3 separate regions of the Mus musculus genome follow, and all the other regions are linked to region 1. A link is a loop called in an ENCODE intact Hi-C map of the cell type or tissue named here. Cell type or tissue: heart. All regions are shown on one strand. Each heading gives the region's core, and the rest is flanking DNA. Links, peaks and the distances in the headings are about the cores only. Region 1 holds the start of Btbd8 (BTB (POZ) domain containing 8). Region 2 overlaps Brdt (bromodomain, testis-specific). Region 3 holds the start of Glmn (glomulin, FKBP associated protein).

Evidence for each region. Hi-C counts contacts between places; a loop is a spot of excess contacts. Peaks named below come from ENCODE experiments on the same cell type or tissue, not always from the same donor. Only the 100,000 strongest peaks of a DNase experiment are listed, where the experiment ranks them.
Region 2: it touches region 1 in a loop (2.1-fold over the local background); 6 of 42 quality-filtered maps call a loop at or near these places.
Region 3: it touches region 1 in a loop (2.9-fold over the local background); 6 of 42 quality-filtered maps call a loop at or near these places.

What each region holds. Positions count from the first base shown.
Region 1 is chr5:107,432,577-107,443,588 of GRCm38, forward strand. It overlaps Lpcat2b (lysophosphatidylcholine acyltransferase 2B), which reads left to right. Exons shown (of 2, transcript NM_027599.3): 2 at 112-2,463. The coding sequence starts at 231. The coding sequence ends at 1,781. Btbd8 (BTB (POZ) domain containing 8) reads left to right here and starts at 5,354. Exons shown (of 18, transcript NM_001378266.2): 1 at 5,354-5,569. The coding sequence starts at 5,421. In heart, for the core only: no CTCF peak of the experiment used is centred there; a DNase peak (open chromatin) is centred at 5,265; H3K4me3 peaks cover 1,679 bases; H3K27ac peaks cover 1,491 bases; H3K27me3 peaks cover 250 bases.
Region 2 is chr5:107,354,988-107,362,987 of GRCm38, forward strand. It overlaps Brdt (bromodomain, testis-specific), which reads left to right. Exons shown (of 19, transcript NM_054054.2): 8 at 1,765-1,893; 9 at 2,760-2,948; 10 at 3,850-4,022; 11 at 4,206-4,486; 12 at 4,593-4,718; 13 at 4,785-5,000. Among named protein-coding and RNA genes, the nearest start is that of Brdt, 28 kb to the left of the region's middle. In heart, for the core only: no CTCF peak of the experiment used is centred there; DNase peaks (open chromatin) are centred at 1,004, 2,944 and 4,554; H3K4me3 peaks cover 1,363 bases; H3K27ac peaks cover 1,014 bases.
Region 3 is chr5:107,591,337-107,602,348 of GRCm38, forward strand. It overlaps Glmn (glomulin, FKBP associated protein), which reads right to left and starts at 6,303. Exons shown (of 19, transcript NM_133248.2): 1 at 6,208-6,303; 2 at 5,452-5,526; 3 at 2,417-2,542. The coding sequence starts at 5,490. It overlaps Rpap2 (RNA polymerase II associated protein 2), which reads left to right and starts at 6,360. Exons shown (of 13, transcript NM_144911.3): 1 at 6,360-6,524; 2 at 7,186-7,231; 3 at 10,395-10,509. The coding sequence starts at 6,452. In heart, for the core only: CTCF peaks have their summits at 6,100 and 6,299; DNase peaks (open chromatin) are centred at 6,365 and 6,535; H3K4me3 peaks cover 1,940 bases; H3K27ac peaks cover 1,439 bases.

The DNA.
Region 1 (11,012 bases), core at 1,304-9,303:
TATGTGAAAATTTACTAACCATATATATGTGACCAAAACCAACAGCACACCGTGATTGTTCTCTTGATGAGATTCTAACTCTCCTGTGGATTTTCCCCCCTAATTTTAAAGGTAGTGCATCATTTCCTATTAACCAACAATTAGCTGTAAGGGCGCTAATTACATGCAAACACGGAAATAGCCCTTGGATGTGGAGAAAGGAATAGCCATAACGCTGAGAAGCCGGCTTCATGGCTCATCAGAACCAGCACCAGGATACCATAGACTCCACAGAGGTGGAGGTGTGGGACAGCAGGACTGCGCAGGAGGTGAACAAGTCCTTATATCCTCCGGCAGTGGACAGTCCCTTCACTCTCAACACTCACCTGAGTGCTTGGCGCTGGGCCTGCACCATCATCCTGGGGACTGTGCTGGTACCCGTGCGGGTGTCCTGCATTGTCTTCCTCCTCATCCTTCTCTGGCCAGTGGCCGTACTCTCCGCCATTAACTTGCCTACTCAACCTACCAAACCCATAAGGAGATGGAGGAAACATCTGATAAAGTCGGCCCTGGTATTCTTGTTTCGTTTGGGGTTCTTTTTTGCTGGGTTCCTGGTTAAGGTCAAAGGGAAAAAGGCTACCAGAGAGGAGGCCCCCATCTTTGTCTCCGCACCACACTCCACCTTCTTTGATGCAATCGCCGTTGTTGTGGCGGGGCTCCCTTCGGTGGTCTCTGATAGTCAGCTTGCGAGGGTCCCATTGGCTGGGAAATGCATCCTGGTAACTCAGCCTGTGCTTGTGAAACGAGAAGACCCGAATTCTAGAAAGACTACCCGGAATGAAATCCTCAGACGAGTGAAATCTAAAATGAAGTGGCCACAGATTCTGATTTTTCCGGAAGGATTGTGCACCAACCGCTCCTGTCTCGTCACTTTTAAACTAGGAGCCTTCTCCCCAGGTGTCCCTGTGCAGCCAGTGCTGCTTAGGTACCCCAACAGCCTGGACACAGTGACCTGGACTTGGAATGGGTTCTCAGGCTTCCAGGTATGTATGCTTACTCTGAGTCAGCTCTTCACTAGAGTGGAAGTCGAGTTCATGCCTGTTTATATCCCAAGTGAAGAAGAAAAGAAAGACCCCATCCTTTTTGCCAACACAGTCCGAATCAAGATGGCAAACGCTTTGAAGCTGCCTGTAACCGATCACAGCTTGGAAGACTGTAAACTGATGATATCTGCGGGTGCCCTTCAACTACCCATGGAAGCTGGCTTGGTGGAATTTACAAAAATCAGTCAGAAATTGAAATTAGATTGGGACAACATCCACAAGCACTTGGACCAATATGCTTCGTTTGCGGTCTCCTCAAAAGGAGGCAAGATTGGAATTGAAGCATTCTCACGTTATTTAAAACTCCCAATTTCAGAGCCCTTGAGACAGCTTTTCTCTCTCTTTGACAGGAATCAGGATGGCACCATAGACTTCCGAGAGTATGTGATAGGTCTAACTGTCCTGTGCAACCCATCCAATACGGAGAAGATTCTGCAAATGTCATTTAAACTTTTTGATCTTGATGAGGATGGTTATGTAACAGAACGGGAGTTGACAACTATGCTTCAGGCAGCTTTCGGAGTGCCAGACCTAGATGTTTCCACACTCTTCCAGCAGATGGCTGGCAAGGATTCAGATCAGGTTTCATACAGAACTTTTCGGAGGTTTGCCCTGAAGCATCCAGCATATGCCAAATTATTTCATTCATACATAGATCTCCAGGCAGCCTATATATACTCATTACCAAGAGAAGTATAAACATTTCCCTAATATTAAGATGTTCAAGGCATCCTTGGAAACAGGAAAAGAACTTTTAGGTGGAAATGATGAACTAAATAAAAATTATCCTTTGAGGAAAAACTCAGTGGTTTTTACTCTAAGTAACATGGATACTGTCTTGGAAAAAGCAACTTGGGTAAGGGCTTCCATCTTTGAGGAAAGCCAGGCCAAGCACTCAAGCAGAAGTAGAGATGGGGACCATGGAGGGGTGCTGCTTACTGGCTTGCTCCCCGTGGCTCACTCAGCATACTTATACAATCCAGGACCATTTGCCCAGGGAAGGCACCATTCACTATGAGCTAAGCCCTCTCACATCAGTATTCAAGAAAATGTACCACTGACTTGTCCACAGGCTGGTCTGATGGAGACAATTCTTCAGTTGTGGTCCTTTCTTCTCAAATGGCCCTAGCTTGTGTCATGTTGACAGAAACTAATACACACAGATATTATATGTAAAATATGCTTGAGGAATTATAATGCCTTTCCCTCCCTTAAGATAATGTTCATTGGGCACAATGGCATATGCCTGTATTCCCATCCACCCAGTAAATAAGAAGCAGAAACAAGGCTTTACAACCAAGCAAACAGACTTAGACTTAAAAAGATTTACAGCTTGCGTTGGGGTTTTCCTTTTCATTGATAATAAACTGTCCTCAAGCTCCTGTTTTCATTCTTAAATTATTTTAACATGAAATTAAGAACTCCAAGAAGGGGGCCCTGGTTTTCCAGGTATTATATAGTGGCTCTCTACTGGGACTCCCTAGGATTTCTGAGAGAATGGATGGGTATCCAGGAGGAGGGAAGCCTGTGAGCTGCAATAGCCTAGAAACTAGCACAGTGCAGGAAGAGGGGTTGTGGGGGGTGAGTAGGACTCGGAGGCCAGTATGGATACTGACATTTATACCAGGTGCTTGTGAATAGGGAACTGTAGGAGCCTGGATGGATTTTGATCTGCTGATAGGGATCCCACAGATGTATGTCAATAGAGAACTATACCACTTCTACCAGAGGCAATGGAAATGACTCCTTTTTGGCTTACAAGGAATCTAGTTCACAACTTCCTGAGAAATATTTAATCTAAGTGACAGAAATATTTCTACAATCCAGCTTGAGCTGAACTTAGACTCAATTTTGGACCAAGCCAGGGGCCTGACCTTATGGGGTGTTTTAGGGTACCCTTTGGACCTGACAATACATAATGGAAATTTACTTAGCTGTAAAGAAAAAAATGTAATGACGTAATTTGCATGTAAATGCATGGAATTGGGAAAATATATATGGAGGTAACTTGGGTGCAGAAATAAGAACACTTTATAAATGGATGGCATGGCATGGTTAAGGGGAAGGTTTTATTACAGAAATGTGGGAGAGAACAGCTAGAGGCATCTGGAAGAGTCTAGAGCAGGGGGAGGGGTAGGCTGAACATGATCAGCAGACTGAAACTGGGCTTGAGAGAAGCAGGAACAACAGAGATAGATAGATAGATGACTGAGATAGATAGATGATAGAGAGATTGATAGATAGGAAGGAGAGCAGAGGGAAGGAAGTAGGAAAGAAGAGGGTGGGGGAAAGCAGGGGTGGGGTGGGGGGAGAGCATAGCCAAAATAGCAGGGTAAGCCCATGAGCTGGAGACATTTACTGTTGTGGAGGAGGTAAGAAGGGCAGCATGTTGACACGAACTCTGAAATATGTAACAGGTACTTGTGATAATGAGGGAGCCTGGAGGCCAACATGAACTTTGGTATGCTAACACACACCACAAATGGCTTCACAAGTTCCCGAGGAATGCTGGACTTTTGTCTAACCACCAGAATTTGGAGAGATGGAATTTCATTTGGGCCTGACATATCGCACATTTGCATTAATAAAAGCAGATCCTAGCTTGGAGTCTTTAGAGCCACACGCTCGACTTAGAATAGTATAAAAGCCTTACAATTTAAGGACTATTGGGGTGGGGAAGCCCTCAAAAAAATGGCAGATAACTTAATAGTTGTGATATGAAACCAGATGGGGCAGTGGAGTTAGGCATGAAAACAGGAAGCTGTGAATCATGAGAGGGTTAACCTTCACTTTTTTTTTTTTTTTTTTTGGTTTTTCGAGACAGGGTTTCTGTGTAGCCCCGGCTGTCCTGGAACTCACTTTTTAGACCAGGCTGGCCTCGAACTCAGAAATCTGCCTGCCTCTGCCTCCCAAGTGCTGGGATCAAAGGCGTGTGCCACCACGCCTGGCCCTTCACATTTTCTTAATCCAAATCATTTATTCCTCAAAGCTAAGTAGGTGTAATGAGCACAGTAAAACAAAACAAAACAAAACAAAACAAAAAAACATGCATTTTAGATTTGTAAAAATAGCTTAGCCAGGAATTCCACTGAACTCAAGGCTGCACCTGATAACCAAAACCTAGTGGCACCACTTAGATAATTAGACACAGCCCTAGAATCCCGTTGACGCCAGTAGATAGAATGTAAACAGAGATTAAGAGTCTGCCCTGTGGCTGGAGAGTCTCTCCCAGGATCCTGACCCTTAATCAAAGACTGTTAGAGTCGTCTGATACAGGCTGACTCCATGACAGGCTTCAAATTGGCAGTCCAGGAGACTAGGCCTAAGAACTGGGCAAATCCAGGCAAGCCCAGGCAAGTCAGTTACTAGAAAAAAACCCTGGCTTTAGGCAGCTGGTCAGAAACTGCCCTGCCATCAGAAGCTGTCCTGCCACCTGGCCTGAAGCAAGGGCAAAGGGTCAACAACAGTTTCCATCCCCCACACCCTGGTAACGGAATATTCTTAGAGATGGAGCAAGATGAAGGTTATCTATCCCAGAATCCCCTAATGTGCTTAAATCAGGCCTGCGAGCTCACTTGATTGTCTCTGTCTTGGTAATGGGAGACCCCAGCATGCTGGACTTCTGTAGAATAAAACACTCTTTGTGTTTACATACTATTTGAGTCCTAGGTATCATTCCTTGGCGAATCATGGACCCTTATATAACCTTCAGCTAAGATACATCACCCAGTTAAGCAGCCTTAGGGAGATGGCCTTGGGACCATAGGAATTTAGGGCATGAACCTTATGTGATGACCCTCGGCATACTAAAATATAACTTGTGCTATACCAACTATGCCTATCTACCTCCTTGCTCAGGACATTAATACTCACTACTGGAAAACTCTTGTGATCCCATCCCCCACCTTACCCCCAACCCCCATCTTTCATAAAGAGGGCAGAGGATGCAGACACCCCAGAAAGAACACATACAAATTCTTCTCACATTGATTTCAAGTCACTTCTCCATAACACTCATTAAACGGTTGACTTAACACCAACCAGTAAGAAGAAAGAACAGATTACAGCTCTGGGGACCTTCCCTTCAGGTCAGTTAGGAGGGCGCAAACAGGCCAATGTAAACAGAGCGAGTGCGCCTGCGCAGCAGCGCCCGGTCACGTGGCTACGGGCTTTGAGTCCTAGGCGCGCGGTGCCTGGTCCGCAGCATTTAGGGACCGGCTGCAAACTAGGTGGGGGCGGGAATTTTCCTTCCGGGGCGGATTCGGCTGCGCGCTGTTGGGCTCGGGAACGCCCCCGTACCGGTCCAGCGCGGCCTGGCACCGGGGTTCTGCGGCCGACATGGCCCACTGTGGAGCGGGAGGTGCGGCCCCGGTGGCCCTTCTGAGTTCCCCGGGGCATGGCAGGAAGGGGCTGCCCAGGAAGGGGCCCGGGGAGCGGCGCCGGCTGAAGGCGGCGGTGTCGGAGCAGCTCAGCCGCGACGTGCTCAGGTAGGAGGCGGGAGCAGCGCTGCTCACTCCCTCCCCGCCTCGCTGCAGTCTCGCTGGGCGCCTCCCTCCCAAGGAGGCTCAGCCCGACCCAAGGAACCGGTGTCTAGGCACTCAGAAGGAGGACAAAAATTAGACCTACACGATGCGTTGCAACCAGTGTTTCTAAGGTTCACACACCGGCAGTGGCTGTTGCTGAGTTCGGGCTGCGTCCAGACCCTGAAACACATACCATGTCTTTAAAAAGTTGGAAGAAAAATTATTCAATTAGGAAAACGAGTGTTTTCTTGACATGAAGGACCGAACCGTGTGCCTTTAACGGGGCAGCTCAGGGTCACAGCTACCATTAATTCCTCTATGCTCTTAGCAGGGAAGGCATAATTCTGACAGGTGGGCAAGATGAACCCGGCCATCAACTAGTGGGGGAAACACATACTGCTGTACTGAAAATAATTCTGGCAATAGCTCTGCTGTGCAAACCTCCCATCCACCCAAGTGGTCAGACTTGCAGACTCCTGTCTCTATTTAAATTGTTCAAAGTGCAGACTGGGGCTGGAACTCGATTTAAAGATGACGGCATATATGAAAATGCATCTCCTAAGGTGTGTATATAAGTTAGTAAAAATTTACTCAAGGCCAGCTCTTCCTTAGGCATTAATTAGCCATACGCAGACCTGTGATAAGTGCGGGAGTGATTTCTTACTGGGAATGCGTATTCTTTCTATAATAGTGTGGGTGATGAGAACCAAACCCAGGCCCTCTGCAAGAGCAATGCTGCTAACCTCTGGATCATTTCTCTCTTATTGCACAATACTTTCGTTTGCTTATTTGGGTTTCGTTGTTTTGTTTTTTGGGTTGTTTTTTCTCAATGTAGCCCAGACTGTTCAGGAACTCACTCTCTAGACCAGGATCACAGATCAGCCTGCCTCTGCCTGTCATTAGAGGCATCTGCCACCACACCTGGCTTTATTCTACAAATCTTACTGTGAACAACTGTGGAAATTTGGGGATCTTCACGTTGAGCTCATATGTTTATCGGGAAAAAAAGCTGAGGTCCTCTTCTTCATAGTCTTCATAGTCTCATTAATAAAATGATTTTAAAAACAGAGTCAATAGGCAAGCTACATGTCTTATCAGCTGCCTGGAAGCATGGGGAAGAGAAAGCCGTGCCTTTTATATCAGGTCTAAGAAAGCTGGTAGGCTACCCAGTGGAGAACAGCTGCTGTGTGATGTGTGAGCTACTTCCAAAGAACAGTGAGAAAGTCCAGAGTGTATGGGCCAGTGTCTAAAAGAAAAGGATAGAAAGGAAAAGAAAACCTTATGCTTTGAGTTAGGACTCAGAAAAGCAGGCAGGTTTCTGTTGTTAGAGGAGCCCATTTGCCAGTGGTGACTACTCAGACACAGTTTCTAGCCAATTGAAAGTATTTGTTCCTATTGGCTGGGACCTAAGTGTACTCCCAAGCATTTAGGTGAGGGGCTTTTAAAGCCACTTCCCCTGTATTGTGCAGCTGCAGGGGGAATTTTGCACAAGCAAACACTGTAACAGAACTTGAGCAGTTAACTGGAGGGGAGGTCTGCACAGTAGGCAGTTTAACAAAAAAGCTAAATTGGCTGGAATCTGTTGACCTTGGATTCCTACAATAGAGTTGGTTAACTTTTTTGTGGGATTCTCTATCAAGGAAACCAAATGTTAGTTAAACCTGAAATGGCCTCAGCAAGAATATGAGATGGAGGAGCCTCTGCGCTGTCTTGCGCTGTCACAATGTCATCATGCTGCAAGTGGCTGCACTGAAGGATGGGCTTCTGGGGAGGAAAAGTATATTATCTCAATATTCCTTCTGGGGGTTGTGCATTCTTAAAGGTACCACTTGCTACCTGGATTATCATACAATTTCTCCACAGAAGTTACCTTGCTTAACTAGCACATGAAGCTAATGTCAGCTTAGTATACAATCCAGTTCAGATGAGATTAAAGTATTGAGATTTATGATAAAAAGCCAAGGTCATATAAGTAGATTTGAGCCTGTCCTGGTTAGTTTTATGTTAATCCGACACAAGCTAGAGTCATAGGAAAGAAACTCAATTGAGAAAATGCCTCTCCAAGATCCAGCTGTAAACATTTTCTTAATTATTGTTTGGGGAGGGTCCCGCCCATTGAGGGTGGTGCCACCCCGGGCTGGTGGTCCTGCACTCTATAAGAAAGGCTGAGCAAGGCAGCAAGCAGTTCCCTTCTGTGGCCTATGCATCAGCTCCTGCCTCCAGGTTCCTGTCCTGATTGAGTTCCTGTGCTCACTGCTTTTTAGTCCATAGAACTGAGTAAAATAAACCCCCTTTCTTCCCCAAGTTGCTTTGGTCGTGGTGTTTCACCACAGCAATATTAGTCCTAACTAAGGCAGATTGTTTTATCTTGAAGATATTTGTGGTTATGGCAGACAAAATGACAGAATGTGAAGGTAGATAGGTTAAGACTGTAGATTATAATAGGGCATTCTTGTGTACTTAAATATTTGGGATGGATTCTGAGGGTAGTTCAGAGAACTGTTGGTGTTTCTAAAAAAACAAACAAAACAAAACAAAACAAAAACCAACCAACCAAACAAGAAATAGAATTAACATTGAGATCTTGACTTTGGGAAAAGAGAAATTAGAAACAAACAAGCCAGGTAAGAGATTTTATGGTAGCTGAGGGCTACATGCTGGCAGTGGAAATGGAAAAGTTACAGGTTTGTTGAGTGAATATATGTGGGCGAGCCGAGACAGGGAAGAACAGGAAACAGCTCCAAATCCTAGGACAGTTGAAAAAGAAGTATATATGAGTATTCGGGAGGCTGTATCCTGACGACAACTAGACGTGCATCTGAAGAGATGAGCTGAAGAGAGCTCAGACAAGCAAGTACAGATGAAGGATTGGTGGCATCACCAGAGCCCAGGTTATCTATCCAGACCAGAGATTGTTCACCTTCACTCCTACATCCAGCCAACGCCAGTTACTACCCACACGTGTTTTCATTTCCTCCTCTCTGCCATCATGGACCCCACCTAGCTCAGGCTCCTGGCATCATCTGTTTGTACTGTAAGGTGGTTTGTCCTCCTCGCTTCAAGTCCCGCTTTACCCAGCTAACGGCTGATAATTTGCCTGTTAGTTGGCTCTCCTCTTCTAGGGTCTGTATACGTTCTTTGCCTCTTTTTCACCTTCATGTCTGCAACTGCAGAGTCAGATAGGAGGATGTGGGGTTCGGCTTTAAAAGCCCCTTGCTCTTTCCCACACCCAATCTGCACACCCCCCCCCCCCCCCCCCCCGTGGATCAGTTGGTTTGCCTTTCGGAGCGAAGCCAGGAGCTCCCTTTCCCGTTGTTTTTGTAACCGATGCTTAAACGTCTTTAAAGATCACACTTAGTAAATGTATTTTTCAATTTGATCTTTTTTTTTTTTTTTTTTTTTTTTTACTTAGTCACTTTACATCCCACCCAGTGCCTCCTTCCCAGTCACACCCTCCAACAATCATTCCCCTCAACTACCCCGCTTCTTCTCTGAGCTGGTTGGGGCCTTCTGCTTATACCCACATGCTGACACTTCAAATCTCTGCAAGGCTAGGTGCTTCCAATCCCAGCAAGGCCAGACAAGGCAGCTCAGCTAGTAGAACATATCCCTCATATAGGTAACAGCTTTTGGGATAGCCCCTGCTCCAGTTGTTTAGGACCCACATGAAGACCAAGCCTGCACATCTGTTAAATACGTGCGGAGGCCTAGGTCCAGCTTGTGTATGTTCTTTGTTTGGTGGTTCAGATTCTGAGAGCCCCAAGGCTCCTGGTTAGTTTACGCTGTTGGTTTTCCTGTGCAGTTCCTATCCCCTTCACAGCCCACAATCCTCTTTCCTATTCTTCCTGAAGAGTTCCCAAGCTCCATCCACTGTTTGGCCGTGGGTGTCTGTATCTGTCTGAGTCAGCTGCTGAATAGAGCCTCTCAGAGGACAACTTGCTTCCATCTGGTCACCCAGCATATCTTGTAGTCGTGTGTGGTGTCTGTCTGGGCTGATTGGGGGTCAGGGTCAAGGAGTGTATTTGCTGTTGAATGTATCGTGCCTTTTAATTTTCAGATCTGTCTTTCTCTACTGTGCTTAAAACTCCAGAGGGGCAGGCATTATGTTTTAGCCTTTAGTGGTCTTTATGTTCTTAGTACATAGGTCAAAATGCTTAGTAACTAAACTTCAATAGGAGTCTGAAGTGCTTTATATAGGTTATGCTATGATTTGAATATTTGTTCTTTTCAAAGTACAAGCTGGAATTCATAACTGTCATTGGTTTGTTGTTAACTGTCAGTGGGTCCTTAAATTGTGATTAGGCCTTAAATGATCCCTTCTTGTGGGTAAAAGCGGCTCCCTAATTAAAGAGTGAATCTGGGGCTAGGGAGATGACTCAGTCAGGAAAGTGCTTGCTGTTGAAGCATGAAGGTCAGAATTCAGTACCCAGAACCTCCATAAAAGCTGGGCATGGCGGCGTACTCTGTAATCTCAGCACTTGGAAGGCAGGCGGGATGGTTTGGGGGGTTGTTGGCCAGCCAGCCTAACCAAATGAGGCAGTTTCAGATTCAGTGGAAGATCCTGTCCTGAAGTAAAAATGTAGGGGCCTATTAAGATAGACTCTTGACATGAGCCTTTGACCTGCATGGATGGGTACACACACACACACACACACACACACACACACACACACACCATGCAAAAGATTGGCCCTCTTTTGGCCCTCTTTCCACCATTCCATAAAGCATGGAGGCCTCTTACCAGATGTTAGCACCTTGAGATCAGAAGTTGCCTGTAGACCTGCAAGCCAATAAACTTGTTCATTGTAAACATCTTGTCTGTAGTATACTGTTACAGCAATATAAAATAGGCAGGGCAGGCCAAAACAGTAGAAGGCAAAGAGAAAGACAGAAATAAGCTGGGCTTTTGCAACACTGGGCCTTTGCTCCAGTCTGCTTTTTCTCTAGCTTTCACTTTTGGGTGAGCCAGTAAACACTCCTTAATGTTTAAGATTTTTAACTTAAAGAAAATGCAAGATACACTTGCACCTGATACAAGTGGTTTTATAAAACAAAAAATACACACACTCCCCTCTCCCTCTCCCCCCTGCTCTTACACACACACACACACACACACACACACATTCTGGTTATCTCTTATGGACAGGATTTCCCATTGGTTTTTGGCTACTCCTGAATCTACTTTTGCTGTTTGAAGGAATCTAATGTAAGCCAGGTGGGCCCAGCTAAAAGAGGCCTAGCATAAGCTTCAAGTTCTGATTCTCCAGCTTCAGTCTCTGGTGTGTCTGAAATTCCAGGCATGTGGGGATCAAACTCATATGATATGATATGCAGGGCTTGTACCCACAGCTGGCTGTCCGTCTGAATGCTTCCTTACTTTATAAGGGGTAGTAGGGTCAGCTGAGAT
Region 2 (8,000 bases), core at 1-8,000, 79 kb before region 1:
AAGTACAGTGAAAACTGGTTAAAGGTCACTAATATACCATTCATAGTCGGAAAACAAAAAATGGCAGAGTGCCAACGTTTAAAATGATGTTTAAATGTGAAACCAGCTAATGAATGAAGCTGTGGCAGGGAGTAGAGAAAGATGAAAAATAGAAGCATGGATAACAGAAGAGAAACAAGAAAGAAGAATTTTCTGAAGGAGAAAAATACATTAGTGGGAAAATAAAGATGGAAAATTACTCAATAACAAGAAAATGTAAAAAGTTATATAATGTGAGGAGATCAGAAAATGAGAACATCATTGGGATGTTTTTGTATAGAAATCAGTTGAGATCAGTCCTATTGGAAGCATAATAGGAAAACATCAAAAGGGAGACTAAGAGGAAACAAAAACAGATTATATGAAAATAAATTTTTAAAACGAAAACTTTTCTTAAGTATTGAAGAAATCATAGGCATAGAGGGGTGGTCAGCAGGTACACTTGCAGTCAGGCCTGACAACCTGAATTTGGCCTCTAGAACCCATGTTGGAGAAGGAGAGAGCTCACTTCTATGGCTGTCCTCTGATCTCCTTAAGAGATTCATTGCAGACACATACACATGCACAGGTCGGGGAGGGGCAGAGCAAGAAGACAAAGTTTTGACTTCTTTGAGGACTCTTCAAAATTGGAGAGGTAACACAGGTCAGCTGACTTGATGCTAGACTTGTGTCTCCTGCATCAGGGCTGTCTCCACTTTAACTTGGTCCTGCAGCTGTATATCAGGGGTCTGTGCTGCCAAGCTGAACACTGTAGCCTGTGGACTGAGCAGGTTCTCCTGCTCTCTGGAAGATCCCTAGTTTCTGCCCCCTGGGGCAGCTAATGTTCTGGCCAAAGAGTTTCTTCCATGTAGAATGGGAGAAGGCAAAGCAAGCACAGTGCTGAAATCTGCAAGTGCAGCCCTGCCTTCAGTTTCCAAGTCCACAAGCATTAGTCACTGCTGGGGGAGGGGATGCAGCTGCAGAGTTCTTGGGCCAGATGCATGAGCAGATGGGGGGGGGGGGGGACGTTCTACCCATTGAGCTCAGGCTTGTGGTGTTGGCTCCAGTTAGTAGGTGATGAGGTGTCTCCAGGCCCCTAGGCAAGACTCCTGTCACTTACACCTTTGGTTTGTCAGGATCTCACCCATCTGCTTCCTAGACTTATCCCTCACATTGGGTCTGTGACAGATCTAATTCAAGCTCAAATGGGACCTAGTCCACAGCCCTCTGAGCCAGATCTCTCTCCCTCTGCCAACCCCTCCTGTCTAAAAGGTCACTGTCTCAGTAAAAACCACAGCTGGATTTGAGGCTTGTGAGAACTGTGGGTTTGTCCTGTGGGTAGAACCACCTAGTATCTCTCTCACTGGGACTGCCTGGCTTGTCTTTTGGACGTAGCTTCTACTCCTTCTTCCTCAAGTAGGAAACCATACTGCTGGCCCTGTGTCTGGCTTCAGGCTCTTTTTACTGTTTCCCATCTTGTTGCCCCACCTGTTTCTCCATATTTCTAAGCTGCCCTATCAGGCCATTTATGAATTTTCAATATTCTTTCTCTGTTTGGAATGAAGTCTTTTTAAGAGATTTCCTATTCTCACAGCATGCACAGAGGCAAATGTCTAGGCCATCATCTTACCCAGACATTGAAATATTTTCTCTGTGTTATCTTCTCCATTTCCCAGTTCATCTAAATTGTTTCATGTGAATTGACTTCAGTTGTTTGTGAATCCTTCTAATTTTTCCTTAACTCAGGGGAAAATGGACAATCAAGAATATAAGGATGCATATGAATTTGCTGCAGATGTCAGACTGATGTTCATGAACTGTTACAAGTATAATCCTCCCGATCATGAAGTTGTGGCGATGGCTCGGACCCTTCAGGTGAGGCTTTACTCACTCTCTGGGTAAATTACCTTTGAGCATAATATATTTATTTCTGAACCATAACTCAAGAGCCAAATGATAACCTCTGTCCTTAATAGTGCCAAAAATTGTATAAATTACTTATTACACTGTGGAGGGTTGTCCGTTTAGTTGTAAGCGTTAGCAGCACACTTTTAAAAAAGAAGCTGCCTACTTCTCATAAGAAATGGATGAATCGTCAGTGAGAAGAGGGTAACGGGTCCCTAGTGGGACTGACTGAACCCTGGTCTGCTTCAGGAGAGGGCCCAGTCTTGAGTCACTGAAAGGTAGAACTGTATATGACATGGCTGACCTTAACTACAAAGGTCGACCATGCTGAGAGACATAGCCTAGAAGTGTGCTGAGGCACAGAAGTGCAGACAGAATCATCATGCTGCACTTCTTCTGGTGTGGCTTAAAGACGGCTGCCCAGGTATCTCCATGTGTAATTGTTTGTTTGTTTGTTTGTTTGTTTGGTTTGGTTTTTCGAGACAGGGTTTCTCTGTATAGCCCTGGCTGTCCTGGAACTCACTTTGTAGACCAGGCTGGCCTCGAACTCAGAAATCCGCCTGCCTCTGCCTTCCAAGTGCTGGGATTAAAGATGTGAGCCACCACCTCCCAGCCATGTGTACTTTTAAAGGTGTTCTTGTTGCATTAAATCAGAAATGGAGAAAATCAAACCAGGTGGTGTATGCCTACAATCCCAGCACTCTGGAGGTGGGCAGGAGGATTTCAAGTTCCAAGGCAGTCTGGGCTACATAGTGCACTCCAGGCCAGCCTGGACATGGTGAAACTCTGTCTCAAAATAAACCAAAAAATGTGAACAGGTTAATTTTGCATTATAGGATGTTTTTGAACTACATTTTGCCAAGATTCCCGATGAACCTATTGAGAGTATGCATGCATGCCACCTTACAACAAACAGTGCACAAGCCCTCAGCAGAGAAAGCAGCAGCGAGGCCTCCTCGGGGGACGCCTCTTCTGAAGACTCTGAGGATGAACGAGTGCAGCATCTTGCCAAGCTTCAGGAGCAGGTGGCCGTATATGACGCAAGTGTTGATGGTTCCCAAGCGGCTAGTCAGTGGTGCACTGCTTGCAGAGTCACAGCTGTTATGTTTAGATCACCTAATGCCATCTATAGCTTTAGTTGCATCACCTAATGTCTATAGCTTTAGTTAGTTTTTGGCATATTTGCCATGTTCAAAATTTCCTACTCAAATATCTGTATACTATAGTTCTAGAGCCACTACCACCACATTTTATTCCTCTTCCTCCTCCTCTTCCTCCTCCTCCTCCTCTTTGAAATGGTCTCATGTACCCGGCTTGTCATAAACTTCTGCTCCTTCTGCCTCTGCCTTTCAAGTGCTGGGATTGTTGGTGTGCACCATGATGCCTGGGAATTATTTACAATTCTGCTATTTGCATTTATAGTCTGAGTAGTTGATTCTTACTGAAGTGATTTTTGGTATAATGTGGAATATTTTAGAATGAGATCACTTGCTACTTTCTGTGATAAAATAGTAACTTTTACTGAGGTCATATCTGAAGACTAGGGCTGGAGAGATGGCTCAGCAGTTATTGGCACTGGCTGGTCTTCCAGAGCACCTGAGTTCAGTTCTTAGCATGTGTACCAGGCTACTTACAACCACCTGTAAGATATATATATCTTTTGAAAGAAACTTTAATACTGAGAAATGTTGGGCTGTAGTGTTTTTATTACTATACTATGTTATACTATACAGTTTGTTTATTATTTATTTATTTATATACCCTTCAAAACACTGAAATTCCAAAATGAAGCAAAATCCTGAAGGAAGTAGAACATGACATGAATTTCACAAAGGGTGGCATGACTTTGGAGTACCATGTTTTTCTAGTATCTTTAGTGCTTTAGAGACATAAATGTTTAAAGGCTTTTATTTTTTCCTTTCCCAGCTTAATGCTGTTCATCAGCAGCTGCAAGTTCTGTCCCAAGTTCCATTACGTAAGCTGAAGAAAAAGAATGAGAAGTCCAAAAGGGCGCCAAAAAGGAAAAAGGTTAATAACAGAGATGAAAACCCAAGGAAAAAGCCTAAGCAAATGAAGCAAAAGGAGAAGGCCAAAATCAAGTAAGCATGTTCAGTGAGTGACTGCCCAGGAGGCAGGCTCAGTGAAGGACCACACAGTTAGCCTATGTGAGGGCCTGGATCAAGATGAACTGAATGCCTGTGTGATGTGGGTACATTGTATGAAATTCCCACACCAACAAAAATGTTTTAAAAATATGAAACCAATATATAATTTTGTTACAGTCAACCAAAGAAGAAGAAGCCGCTTTTGAAATCGGAAGAGGAAGACAATGCGAAGCCTATGAACTACGATGAGAAAAGGCAGCTGAGCTTGGACATAAACAAACTGCCTGGAGACAAGCTTGGTCGAATAGTTCACATAATACAGTCAAGGGAGCCTTCCCTGAGAAACTCCAACCCGGACGAGATCGAGATCGACTTTGAGACCCTGAAGGCATCCACACTTAGAGAACTGGAGAAGTATGTCCTGGCCTGTCTGAGGAAGAGGTCGCTGAAGCCCCAAGGTAGGCCAGGCCCAGCCCCATCCCTAGGTCCCGCCCCATCTTGCCTCTAGGCCACGCCCCACCTCCAGGCCCCTCCCCGCACTCACGGTTGCTCCTCCTCTCACAGCAAAGAAGGTTGTCAGGTCTAAGGAGGAGCTCCATTCTGAAAAAAAGCTGGAGCTGGAGAGGCGGTTGCTGGACGTCAACAATCAGCTGAATTGTAGGAAACGGCAAACGAAACGTCCAGCAAAAGGTAGGTGGCGGTTTCTCCGCGCCCACCCGTGAGCCATGACCGCTGTTAACGCTCCCTGTTTTGCAGTGGAGAAGCCGCCCCCGCCCCCGCCCCCGCCCCCGCCCCCGCCGCCTCCCCCGGAGCTGGCCAGTGGGTCTCGCCTGACCGACAGCAGCAGCAGCAGCGGCAGCGGCAGCGGCAGCAGCAGCAGCAGCAGCGGCAGCAGCAGCAGCAGCAGCTCCTCGGGGTCCGCGAGCAGCAGCAGCGACTCGAGCTCCTCCGACAGCAGCGATTCTGAACCAGGTTAGCTGGCTCGTAGGCACCGCTGCGGTGGTGGGGGTGGGGGTGGGGGGGTGGCCTTTCCTGTAGCGTCCGGAGAATGTGTAGAGGAGGACCTATGCTTTGGATGCCAACATCCTTAATAAAATCCTTACTCTTTCCATAAAAGAAGGAAAGGATGTGACTTGGGCCTGATGGGAGGTCTCCTAAGGAAATGTACGAGATTGAAAAACTGCGGGTGCTGCTTTCACTTCTTAATGAAAACATTATTTGGGAGGCCTCAGTGTGTTCCCATTGTACTTTGGGTCACTCCGATGTGAAGTGTGTCCTGTTTGGACACTGCTTTCTGAGTTGAACTGTCGCTTTGAATTAAGAAGCCACTCACCCCAAAATTTGTAGAGAGTTTTTTTTTTTTTTTAATTTATGTTTTTTAACTACATATTATTACCTATCATCTATAGAAAAAGATGGAAGTACCACATTTTCTTGTGCAGTTTGTCAGTTGTATTAAGCCAGGCCACTCATGTTTTCTATTACTAGTTGGACAGCTGCCATGTGATCACTGTCCACCCCACCAATGGTGTTCCATTTTAACCAAGCAGCAAATGCAGAACCCAGGGCGCTTTCTTCCCTAAAATGTGCTTTATTGTTAATGGGATGTTTCTTGTGAGGTTCAGTTCTTTTTAATTAAAAAGAACCTCACAGAAACTCCAGCGTAAAGAATTGCAGTTGACAGTCAGGGTCTGCTGGCTGGCAGCGATTCTGTTTTCCTTTGGTTTTGATTCATTTATTTTTTGTAGAGCTAGTCGCTGATTTGGTTTTCACATTTCTGAGTATATAGAGGGGAACAATTTTGTAAAATTTAAAAGAATTTTTACTTTGGTTAGAATTTGTTATTTTAATACATTACATTAAAACTCATTTTAGAGTTCTTATTACAAAGTATTTCTTATATTTGACTTTTAAGCATAAAACAATACTGGAAAAATCTAAGTTGCATTTAGTATTTTAAATTGTAATTAATTGTAATTTTATCTAATAAAGCATTTGTGGCCTAATAAGTTACAGCACCTTGTCTTTTATTTGTGGGATAAAACTATGACTATTAATTTGAATTATTTAACTTAAATATTCAATAAATGCTTTGAAAGTTAGAAAAAAATACTGCATAGAGTTTTTTGGTATAGCGCCTTAGTATTTAGAATTCCTTCTTTCCTTCCTCCCTCCCTCCCTCCCTCACTCCCTCCCTCCCTCCCTCTCTCCTTCCCTTCCTGTCTTTGCTTACTGTGTAGCCAGACTTCACTTTGTAGGCCAGAGTGGATTTGAACTCAGCAATCCTCCTGCTTCTGCCTCCCAGCAGGTGTGCTATACCACACAAAACTCTTGATATGATATTCTAGATATTACTTGATATGATATTCTAGTATATTACTTGAAGAGAAGAAAATGTTTATCATCATCTATATGTTCTTAAAATGGTACAGAAACTTGGTTTCTAACTTTAACAGAACAGCTCAAACTCAGAATTCTAATCCTAAAACATTGCTGAGTTTGTATCTGCTGATCAGCATTCATGGTTGGTGGCATGTTTTCCAGAGAGCTTTGCTTCTGTTGTGTGGTGGTGGGACTAAGGCACCTGTGCATGCACACAAGGTGAGCAAGCACTGCAGCACCAAGCTGTGTCCTCAGGGAGTGTCCTGGGCTGGGCTGGGCTGGAGCTTGCACTGAAGCCTAAGCCATCCTTGAACTTGCAGAACAATTTAGTAAAGTTCAACAGAAGTTTTGCTGTGGTTAGGATTTGTCATTCTAATACATTTTAAAGTCATGTGCAGCTCTTATTATAAAATATTTCTTATATTTGACTTCTGAGCATAGAACAGTATTGGAAAAATATCCATTGCATTCATGGCCTCAAGCAGTAGATCATAGGCCCACACATGTAGACTGATTTAGACGCTTTTAAAAATATATAATGTTAAAATAAAAGCAACAAATTTTATTCCCTTTCCTGGCACTGGAGAGTGAACCCAAGGTCTTACATACCAGGAAATCAGTTTAACCATCAAGCTGCAGGTATTCCTCAGCTCGCTTCATTTATTTATTTATCTATCTATTTATTCAAGTTAACCATCTTATGAATAGTTTGTGATTTATTACACTGAGATCAGTTTGTCTTCACTGTGGGCACTGAAATTGTCTTTTACTGTTGTTTGAGATGGAGTCTCACTGTGTAGCCACGGATAGACTTAAAGTCCTGTTCTTTCTCTCACAGCCTCCTGAGTGCTGGAATCACAGGCATCTGTTGCTACATCTGTCTTGTCATTTATTCTTGAAATTTTAATTTTTGAACATACCATCTATATCTTTATAGACAGAGGGAAACACTGTTTAAGTGTATTATAAATTGCAAAGTCTAAAATGGAAAAAATACATCTATGCTTCCAATAAGCAAATTAAGTATAGGATCTTTTAATACTTTTTAGTACTAAACTGATACTAAGTAAATACTTCAATACTAAGTACTTTAAAATGCCACAAGACTTACTAATTTCTAGTGTGTAAACTAGGAACATTTTTACTTCCCTAAGAATAACAATAAAATTTGTAAGCAGGATTATAAATTAGAGAGAAAAAAATAAGTCAGCCCCCATCATTGCAATATTCTTGTAAAACTAATGAAAGCGCCTGTGTTCTTGACTGTGTGTATAACAGTTTCAACAAACTGCAGATGACAAACATGTTGCCAGCTTCCATTGTGTGGTGAAAATTGGTTAATTACCCATCAAAAAGTGAAAATTTGGTATATTAACAAAACACCAACTAAGAATAAAGCTAGGCATAGTGGCAGGTACTTGTAACTCCAGCATTCAGGGAGCTGAGGCCAGCATGCACTAGTGATAAAACCTTGTTCAATAAAACAAAAACTAGCTGAAAGGATCAGTAAGATGTTGACATTATAAGTGATAGTGCTTTGTTCAGAATGGATGTAGTTGGATATCATGATCCTGAGAGACTAGGTAATAG
Region 3 (11,012 bases), core at 1,265-9,264, 160 kb after region 1:
GGGTGACCTTAGCTGAGACTCACAGCAGTGGGGATATGGAGCCTGAAGAGGCCACCTACTGTGGACAGGCAGGAACCCCAGGGGAGTGACAGGGACACCCATCCACTCACAAAACTTTCAACCTCAAATTTATCTTGTCTACAAGAAATGCAGAAACGGGCAATGGAGCAGAGACTGAGAGAATGGCCAACCAATAACTGGACCAACTTGAGATCTATTCCATGGACAAGCACCGATCCCTGACACTATTAATGATACTACTCTGTTATGCTTGCAGACAGGAGTCTGGCATGGCTGTGCTGAGAGGCTCCACCCAACAGCTGACTCAGGTGGATGCAGAGACCCACAGCCAAATAGTAGTCTCCTATTTCTAGTTATAAATCAAAATCTTACTTCCCCCTTGCCTGCTATGTCTGAGACGAATTCTCAAGTCAACTCACTTGCCTTCCTTTTGCAAGCTTTCTCTTTAAGTTAGTTAGGCTGTTTTGGTGGAGATCACAAACTGTGTTGCAGATGCAAATGACAAAAACACATAGAAAAACAAAGAAAACAAGCAAAAGCAACAGTCGTCCTTTATGACTGTTTGCCTTAGCCCCCACAACCACCCCTCCTAAATTCTACCTCAACTTTCCTGTAAGTCCAGGGGCACAGGACAGTCAGTAGATGCTAGCCTAGCATGCACAAAGCCCTGGGCTGTCCCCAGCACCATATAAACCAGATGTAGTGGCACACATCTATAACTCCAGCTGGTCCTCAACTACAGAGCAACTTCCAGGCCAGCCTGGGGTACAGGACATCCTGTCTCGGGTCCTCAACTACAGAGCAACTTCCAGGCCAGCCTGGGGTACAGGACATCCTGTCTCAGGTCCTCAACTACAGAGCAACTTCCAGGCCAGCCTGGGGTACAGGACATCCTGTCTCAGGTCCTCAACTACAGAGCAACTTCCAGGCCAGCCTGGGGTACAGGACATCCTGTCTCAGGTCCTCAACTACAGAGCAACTTCCAGGCCAGCCTGGGGTACAGGACATCCTGTCTCAGGTCCAACACAGGTCACGAGCGCCAAGACTTTGGATTCTGGATGTCATACAAAAGCTGTTGCGTCTTCCAGTGATTACCTCTTCTCTATAAAGTGAGTGGCTTGTTTTATTTGTTTCTCTTGAAAGAAGAGTCCCTTCATATTGCCCAGGTGGTCTTGAACTTCTAGTCCTCCCACCTCAGCCTCTCAAGTTGCTTAGAGTTGCAGGTATTACAAAATGAATTTAATAGCAGCGCTTATCTTATGAGATGTTGGAGAGGCTAAATAAAGTAACATACCAGAAAAGTGTCTGGCATAAACTTAAATATTAGTAATTAATTTTAGTATTGATGCAACAGTATTGTCAAAAGTTATCCTTTGATAATGCAACTGGGAAACATTAAGAAACTTTAAAAACACAGAGACAGGCACGTCCTTAGAATTTGTTGGCCACCCAGCCTAGATGAATGTGTGAGTTCCAGGTTCAATGAGGGACCTTGTTTCAAAAGATGGGGAGTGATTGAGGACAATCAACATCAACCCCTGGCCTTGGCATGCACCTGCATATACACTCACAAAAGCACGCCTCTCCCTCCCTTCCCTCCTCCACCCGCACACACACAAACAACGAAAAACACATAGTAAGTTTAAGAACTCCAGGACAGCATGGGCTAAGACTCTGCCTCAAAAACCCCACAAAACTGACTGTATTGGAGGCCATAGGAGTATATTATAGTTGATCTTAACATCAGCTGGGATCCTAACTGCTTTGATTGTTGTAGCAGTACAGGTAGGAAGGGCACGGGAGAAGGAAGACTGCACCTTTGTTCCTTGGCCTTCCCTCCTGCAGTGTGTGGTTGGTTAATAGCAGTCCAGCTGGTGCTGCTGCCGCCACCTCCTTCCCTGCTATGAGAACCAGTTTCTAAGCTTTCATTGTGACCTAGGATCGGCAGCTCTACAGCCATTTTAGATGTCTGGGTTCAAACAGGACCACTGAGACATCCAGCCCTGCCCCAGTGGGGACAGCCATTGTAGACTGGGCTGACTGCTGAGACACCCAGCCTCAAGGACCAGGTAATCACTAGGTTGATGGTTCTCAGGAGTGACCTCCATGACCTCATCCTCTGACCCTGAAAGCCCCAATGAACTGTTCCTTCTCTAAGGAAGGCTGAGACATGGTCATACTCCCGCACTGCAGCAGTAGAATAGTAACTAAGAGGATGGATAAATGGTTAACAACAACAATCTATTATTCCCTTCCCAAATGGTATTATCAATGTATTATCCCTTCCCAAATAAGTAATAACAACAATGTATTATTCCCCTTCCAAATGAGTAATAACAACAATGTATTATTTCCTTCTCAAAGACTGAAGAGTGGACACAGAGCCTGGGCTTACCTTGTTCTTTTCATCTTGAATAATCTCTAGCAGCTGGTTTATATAACCATCTTCAATGCATCTTTGACCTGCTAACTGAAAGAGGCCAAAATCTTCTTCTTTAAAATCATGCTCTTCTAGGATTTGCTGTAAACAATAAAAAATTCACACAGATGCAAATATAGATTTAATATAAATGACTTCCTGATTTTATCTCTAGGAAAAAAACTGAAATCTTAAATTGTAGCAAAAATGAACATGTTACAGAGATTGTACTGGCTAGTTTTGTGTCAACTTGACACAGCTGGAGTTATCACAGAGAAAGGAGCTTCCATTAAGGAAATGCCCATGAGATACAACTGTAAGGCATTTTCTCAATTAGTGATCAAGGGGGAAAGGCCCCTTGTGGGTGGTACCATCTCTGGGCTGGTAGGTAGTCTTGGTTCTATAAGAGAGCAGGCTGAGCAAGCCAGGGGAAGCAAGCCAGTAAAGAACATCCCTCCATGGCCTCTGCATCAGCTCCTGCTTCCTGACCTGTTTGAGTTCCAGTCCTGACTTCCTTAGTGATAAACAGCAGTATGGAATTGTAAGCTGAATAAACCCTTTCCTCCCCAACTTGCTTCTTGGTCATGATGTTTGTGCAGGAATAGAAACCCTGACTAAGACAAATTGGTACCAACATAGTGGGGTATTCCTGTGACAACCTGACCTTGTTTTGGGGAGGACTGTGGAAGGACTTTGGAACTTTGGGCTTGAAGATCCATTCGTTGTTAAGAGCTCTGTCAGATGTTGTGTAGGAGCTTGGAAGATAATGTTGAGAACAGTGCAGAAGATGTAGGTCTGGCTTGTGAAATTTCAGAGGGAAAATTAAAGCCTCTTTTCAGGGCCACTGCTGTTTTTGATTGTGAAGATTCTGTAGTTCTGGTTAGCTGGGGCTGAAGAATCAGCTGTGATTAACAAGATACCAGAACTACTAAAGCAAAAACTTTGCATTACTGGGACTATTGATGCTGGTTAGCTGGAGCTAAGAAATTAGCAGTGATTAAAAAGAGACCAGCATCTTTGAGGTGACATCTTCTGGGAAGTGTTTTCTGAAAGCACAAAGATGCTGTGTTCCAGAGATGGCCAAGGTTGTACTCCTGCTGCAGCGGGACTTGGTAATATGTAAGGGTCACCCAGGTGGTACTGGTTTTGAAGGCATGAAGGGGTCACACAGAGCAGCTGAGGCGTGGCACTGTGAGAGGCCATGGAAGGCCATTGGTGAAGGTGCAGCCTCAGTTGCAATTGACGGCCCAGGACTGAAGGGGTCATGCAGTGTTTTGGAGATGCCAGTACCATGAGATGACCACCAAGAGCAGCAGCAGTGGAGTACAGGCATCTGGAGCCTAGAGGATGACGCGTGTGCTTCAAAGGGCATGGCTGGAGAAGTGACCCAAGCCCTTGGAGGAGCCCAGAAGATCTTGAGTTGGATCCCAGACATTGGATGGTTGGAGATTGATTTTTGTTTTTGACTGTGACTGTGCCCTGATATTTTCCCTCTTAAAGGAAGAAACTATTTTAGTGGAGCCCACAGTTAAGAGACTTTTAATTGTAAAAAGACTTTGGATTTTAAAAGAGATGGATATCTTAAAGAGATTGAAATTTTAAGAATATGTAAAGACTTTGAGACGTTTAAAGTTATTTAGACCTTGGGGATGAATAAGAATGCAAGGGTTGAGGCTTACTAGTGATGTGTTTGTGTGTCAAGTTGACAAGGGGTCAATTGTACTGGCTCGTTGTGTCAACTTGACACAGCTGGAGTTATCACAGAGAAAGGAACTTCAGTTGAGGAAATGCCTCCATGAGATCCAACTGTAAGGCATTTTCTCAATTAGTGATCAAGGGGGAAAGGCCCCTTGTGAGTGGGACCATCTCTGGGCTGGTAGTCTTGGTTCTATAAGAGAGCAGGCTGAGCAAGCCAGGGGAAGCCAGTAAAGAACATCCCTCCATGGCTTCTGCATCAGCTCCTGCTTTCTGACCTGCTTGACTTCCAGTCCTGACTTCCTTGGTGATTAACTGCAGTATGGAAGTATAAGCCGAATAAACCCTTTCCTCCCCAACTTGTTTCTTGGTCATGATGTTTGTGCAGGAATAGAAACCCTGACTAAGACACAGATAAAAATTAGAATTATCCTAATATTTTAATGATTGGCTTTATTCATTTTGGCTTTTGAGACGGGCTCTCATGAGGAGGCTTAGGCTGACCTGGAAATTTCAGGTCCTCTTGTCACAGCTCCTGACTGCTGTCTATAAGCATGAATCAGTATGGCTTAAGGAGTGATCTTGAACCTACTGTACCAGAGAAACTTATGAAAACAATAAGAAATTTAAAATTAAAGACTACTGGGACTAGAGAAATGGTTTGGTAGATAAGAGCAAATACTATCCTTGCAGAGGACCTGAGTTCAATTCCCAGCACCCAGATCAGGTGGCTCACAACCACCTGTAACTCCAGCTCTGAGTGGTCCTAACGCTACGGCTTCCATGCCAGGCACTTATACTCATATATACCCCCTACCAACACACATAAACAGACATGTACATGATTTAATATGCTTTTAAATACAATTTACTAACGTTTACCTTCATACATATGCATGTGCCTGATGCCCATTGTGGGCCAGAACAGGGCCTGGGTTTTGAGAAATGAACCCAGGTCCTCCGCAAGAACAAGTGCTCTTAACCACTGAACCATCTCTCTAGCCCCTTATGCCCCTTGTGAGCGAGGGTCTCTCTCTCTCTCTCCATAGCCCAAGCTGTCCTGGAAATTTACCATGTAAACCAGGCCAGCCTCAAAATCAGAGACCCCTCTGCCTTTGCCTCCCAAAAGTACTAGGATTGAAAGTCACCACCACCATCATCATTATCATCTAATCTACTTTCCTGATTTTTTGATATTTACAAGTCAAAAAAGAAGAAGCAGAATTTAGTTAAGATAAATAACATGAGTGACCACAAAGTAAAGATACTCTATGCCCTTCCCATATATTTAAAGGTGTTTTCGGAGAAGTACTTACACATCTTTTTATTATGCTCTGAAGTTCCTCCACAGCCATTCCTAATTATTTTCCTAATTTTGATGCTGTAATGAACTAATACAAAAAAACCCAGTTAATTGTGTGATACCATGTAAATTATGTTTCATAAACCGTTTCATTCTGAATTATTAGACAACAAACACAATGTAAAGTTTTATAGGTTAACTGCTATTACTGAACGTTACTGTGTTAGCCTAATGAAGCATTTTTAAAAGCCCCTGATATAATGCCTAAAGAAAGTAATTTTTAAAGAATGACGAGTAAAAAAATAAAAAGAGCCCTAGAAAGAACTACTAGAAAAGCCTTTGTTTAAAAGGAAAACAAAAATCCAAATTGTGGACCTGGAATGAAAAATCTAATCATTAAGTAATTTTTTTAAATGTCCCATTGACAAAAACTGGAATCCAACATAATTAAGTCACCCAAAGAAGTTGAAGATTCCGATGCCGCCCACCCCATTCTCCACAGGATCTCCCTCCTCACATAAACAATCGTCAGTGAGATCACCGAGTATCACGAAAAGGAGGCCAGCAGCGAAGGTCCTTGCCCCGCAGGCGCGAACAGGAAAATCACACCCTACCGCGCCTGGCTGAGGCGAAGGGAGGCCATTTCTCCCTGCTCCTGCAGGGCAGGGTGTCCAGGCTCCAGCACCTCCAGAGGCCGAGCAGGAGAGCCGCGTGCGGCGCAGGTCCTGTTCGGCGAGCCCGATCCGCCCGACCCAGCATGTCTACCTACCCGCCGATCCACGCGCCTGCCTCTTGCCCTCCTCCTCCTTCTCCACTTCAGGTAGCGCAGGCCGCACTCCTGGCCCCGCCCCCGGACCGGACCCTCCCCCTCCGCCGCTCGCCCCGCCCCGCCCTGGGCCCGCCCCCTCCGCCGCTCGCCCCGCCCTCCCTGGGCCCGCCCCCAGCCCGGTTCCGGGCGAAGCGTGAGGAGGTAGATGTGCTGTCCCGACCCCCTCTTCTGACCGCATTTCCCCATGGCTGACTCTGCCGTACCTTGCTCTCTAGGCCCAAGTACCCGGGCTTCCAGCACCCACCGAGATGCTACCGGTACGAACAAGAGCCACCGTCCCAGGCTGGGACCCTGAGACCTTGGTTTGAGTACCACGCACGCGCGGGCCTCTTTCTGAGGCTGCGCCGGGGAGAGCGAGAACTCCGGGTGGATGAGGCCCAGAGCTTCCCAACGCAGGCTGTCCTAGTGCCTTCGGGGGAGGAATCCCACACTCTTACACAGGGGTTTTAGGATCTACCCGTACGTGGGAACAAGTGGCCAAGGCAGGTGGTGGTCAGTTGCCTTGAACCTTGGATTGCTTTGATATCTGGTCTCTGAGGTCTCAGACTCCTCTCTTTAGGCAAGGGAACAAACATTTGGGAGACTGAGCAATGTTTATTCTAAAGGAACCCAGTTTAGAGAGTGTTTTAAAAGCACTTGATTAAAGCGCATCCGATGAGAAAGAGTCCTCGAAGAGACTGCCGTCATGAAAATGTAAAATGTAATTAATTTACAGAAACAATTGAATTTGCTTCCTGTTTAGCCCCCCCTTTTGTTTTTGTTTTTCTGGGGGGGGGGTTGTTTTTCTTTTTTTGTACACATCGAAGTTGGAAATGAGATGTGTGAGAGAAAAGGAAATGGTGCCTACAGTGTGATATTTGGGGACTACTCTGCTACATCAAATGCATTGGCACTTGACTTTTCTCTCTTCAATTGTAGGTACTAAACAGACCCGAGCCCTGAAACGAGGAGATGCATCTAAAAGGTAGAACCACGTGGGCATCTGCATTTCACTTTGCTTTTATCTCATTAATTCAATCTGATTTGGTTTTTTTTTTCTTTTCTTTTTTTTTTTCTTTTCTTTTTTTTTTTTTTTTTTTTCTTTTTTCTTTTTGGTTTTGGTTTTTTTGTTTTGATGTTCTGTTTTCTGATCTTGCAATCTGGGAATTGAACTTAAAGACTTTGTACATTCTAATGAAGCTCTTTGTCTAATTTACCGAGCTATACTCCAGCCCAAATAGTTTAAAAGCATAGTGCATACCTTTCTTGAGAAAATACTGAAGACTCAGGAAGCACTGTCGATTCTCACGTAAGACTGCTCTGTCCTTCAGCTGTAGGAAAACCAATGTGGAGGCTTAGGCTGTTGGAAACTATCATGAACACCTGTAGAAAGTTCTGGGGACATAGTTCCTGAATTAACCAATCTTTCCCATTTCTTCAGGTACACTATTACTGTTGTATGTGCCAAGCTCGCTGAAGCAGGTTCTTTCTTTATCACTTCAAGGCACCTTTTGTCTTCTGGGTTTTTTGTTCTGTTGTTGTTTTGTTTTTCTTTTCTTTTTTCTTTCTTTTCTTTCTTTCCTTCTTCCTTCCTTTCTTTCTTTCCCCTCCCCCCCCCCTTTGGTTTTTCGAGACAGGGTTTCTCTGTATAGCCCTGGCTGTCCTGGAACTCACTCTGTAGACCAGGCTGGCCTCAAACTCAGAAATCCGCCTGCCTCTGCCTCCCAAGTGCTGGGATTAAAACCGTTCTCCACCACTGCCCGTTTTTTTGTTTTCTTTTATTTTGTTTTTGTCTTCTTTGTAACGTTAAATAGGAACTTAAAAACAAACCAACCAAAAGCATCCTTTACAGTTTAGAGCTTCCAAAAAGTCATGGCCTCTCGTGTCACAGAGGAGATAGCTAGAGCAAAACTCATCTGAAGAGACTAACATTCATCACTTCAGGACTCACCGACTCTTCTTGCAAGATAATTTCCAAATACAAGATCGTCTGTATTTGAGTTAGGCCCTTAGGATGTGTTGTTGAACAAGTCGGTTTTGCTCACAAGAACTGAGCTTCCACTTCCGTATCACTGCTCATCACGGAAGGACAGTCAGGTCAGGAACTCACGCAGGGCAGGAACCTTGGGGCAGGAGCCGATGCAGATACCATGGAGGAGTGCTCCTTACGGGCTTGTTGAGCATGGCTTGCTCAGCCTGCTTTCATACAGCATAAGCCCTAGGATAACATCATCCACAAATGGGCTGGGTCCTTCCCATCAATCACTAAGAAAATGCTCTTTAGGCTTGCCTGTAGCTAGAACTCATAGAGGCATTCTTTTTTTTTTTTTTAATTAAATATTTTCTTTATTTACATTTCAAATCCTATCCCGAAAGTTCTCTATACCCTCCCCCCACCCTGCTCCCCTACCCACCCACTCCCACTTCTTGGCCCTGGCATTCCCCTGTACTGGGGAATATAAAGTTTGCAAGACCAAGGGGCCTCTTTGCCCAATGATGGCTGACTAGGACATCTTCTGCTATATATGCAGCTAAAGACATGAGCTCTCATAGAGGCATTCTTAAGGTTCCCTCCTCTCCAGTGACATTAGTGTGTGTCAGTTTGATGTAAAACTGCCAGGACAACATTATTGACTGCCATCATTTGTGACAGACAGAGAACATAGTAAGGTACTGTAGATATCTGTCAGTCAGGAGAATGGTTAAACAGTCAGTGTGCTTGATAATTGGAGCCAGCAAATTGTATATAAATCTTAGTACATGACATCACCTTTATTGATGGGCATAAAGTGAGAAAAATTATTTTTCATGAAGCTTTTCGTATTTAATATAAAGACCTGTAATGTAATCTGTGTTCATATCTTTTTACTTTCTTTGATACAAAAGTGGTCTTTATGGAGTTAGTGGTTATAGCTCAGTAGTAGAGTGCTTGCTTAGCATGTACGAGGCCCTGGGTTCTAGCCCCGGTATCTTAAAGTAACAATAAAATGATCTTGATGGGATAAAAATAGGTGTTTGGTTGCAAACTTCTCACTTTCATGTATTTTGCAAAAAAGAATTGTTGGTGAATCTGTACCAGAGTCCCAAGTTATGGGGGTTGGGAGGGGACATATTGCTCTAGGCAAAGAACGAGAGTCTAAAGTCTCAAAAGTTAATGAAGGTTCCTACCTTCACGTGAACACATGAAAGTTTCTAGGTTCCAGATGTGAGAGAGAAGGGTAAGACCTGGTGACCAACAGAGGTAGTTCTGGTAGGTCCCAACCTAGAAGAAGAGCGAGTAAGTCACCACAGCACTGTATCCTGAGCGTGACAGTGAATCTCCCTTCTGTGCTTCTGTCCTATTCTGGTTGACTGGGCCTGTTGTGGGACCTGGACATGGTGTCTGTTCTTGGTGTGCAGCTCAGTGAGGCTGTTTCCTGAGATAGCTTCGATTTTTGCCTTCCGTGTGTGTGTGTGTGTTGGGGGAGAGGGGGGGACAGAGCACTGATGGGACCCGTGGTGGCTATGGCAAGGGTTCCTCGACTGCATTTCACATATCAGGATAGTTATTTAGTAGGACTTTATAATGAAGGTGAGAAAATGCTGCTCTTCTTTTCAGACATAACTGTTCTAGTAAGCTGAGCTACCACAACTAGGCTGTTGACAATTTTTTGAGTGAAAGAAAAGTAGAAATCATCTCTTCACCCTTCATTCTGTTTACTTATGTGACAGAGAAAAAAAATTTTTTTTACTATGTATGGCAAAACTACAAAAGGAAAATTTATATATATAAATTTTGTTATAAAATTTATATATATACTCTTTTTTAAAAATATAACTTCATTTTATGTAGTTCACACTTGCCTTAGACTCTGAATCTTCCCACTGCCTCCTCCCAAGTGTGTAACTGTGGCATGTACCACCATGTCCTGCCCAGCCCTCCTCTACTGGAGTCTATAAGTGTTTCCTTGTTCTCTGAGCCTAGAAGTAAGTCCTCGTGGCCAGCTTCCATGTACACACTGGGAAGACCAAAAAGTATTGGATCAGAGGTGGAGAGTTAAAAGCTCATTTATTGGCAAAATAGTAGGCCACTAGGTGGCTTTTAAAGCACGGAGTGTTGAAGGTAGGAGAAGTCTTGAATTGGGTTAACTTTCTCATTAAAATTTCAGGCAAGCAGAACTGGAAGCTGCTATACAAAGGAAGGTGGAGTTTGAAAGGAAAGCTGTGCGCATCGTAGAGCAGCTCTTAGAGGAGAACATCACAGAAGAATTCCTGAAGGAGTGTGTACGTGTTCAATGGTCAGACTACCAGATTTAAAATAGAATATCTATATTTAAAGATTTATTTGTGTATATGAGTATTGTACTTGCTGATTTTGTTTGTTGACTTGACAGACAAAGGACCAGAGGAAACAGAACAGGTAAGTCAAAGAAGAAAAGGAAAAAGCCTCAGCTGAGGACACGCCTCCATGCAGAGGACCTAGCCCACAGTGGGTGGCTCCATCCCTGGGCTCTAGTCCTGGGTTCTACAAAAAAAGCAGGCTGAGCAAGCCAGGGGAAGCAAGCCAGGGGAAGCAAGCCAGTAAGCAGCACTCCTCCATGGCCTCTGCATCAGCTCCTGCCTCCAAGTTCCAGCCCTGCTTGACTTCCTGTCATGACTTCCTTTGGTGATGATCAACAATGTGGAAGTACAAGCAGAATAAACCATTTTCTTCCCAGTTTGCTTTTTGGCCATGGTGTTTCATCACAGAACTGATAACCCTGACTAACAAAAATAGACAAGCTGAT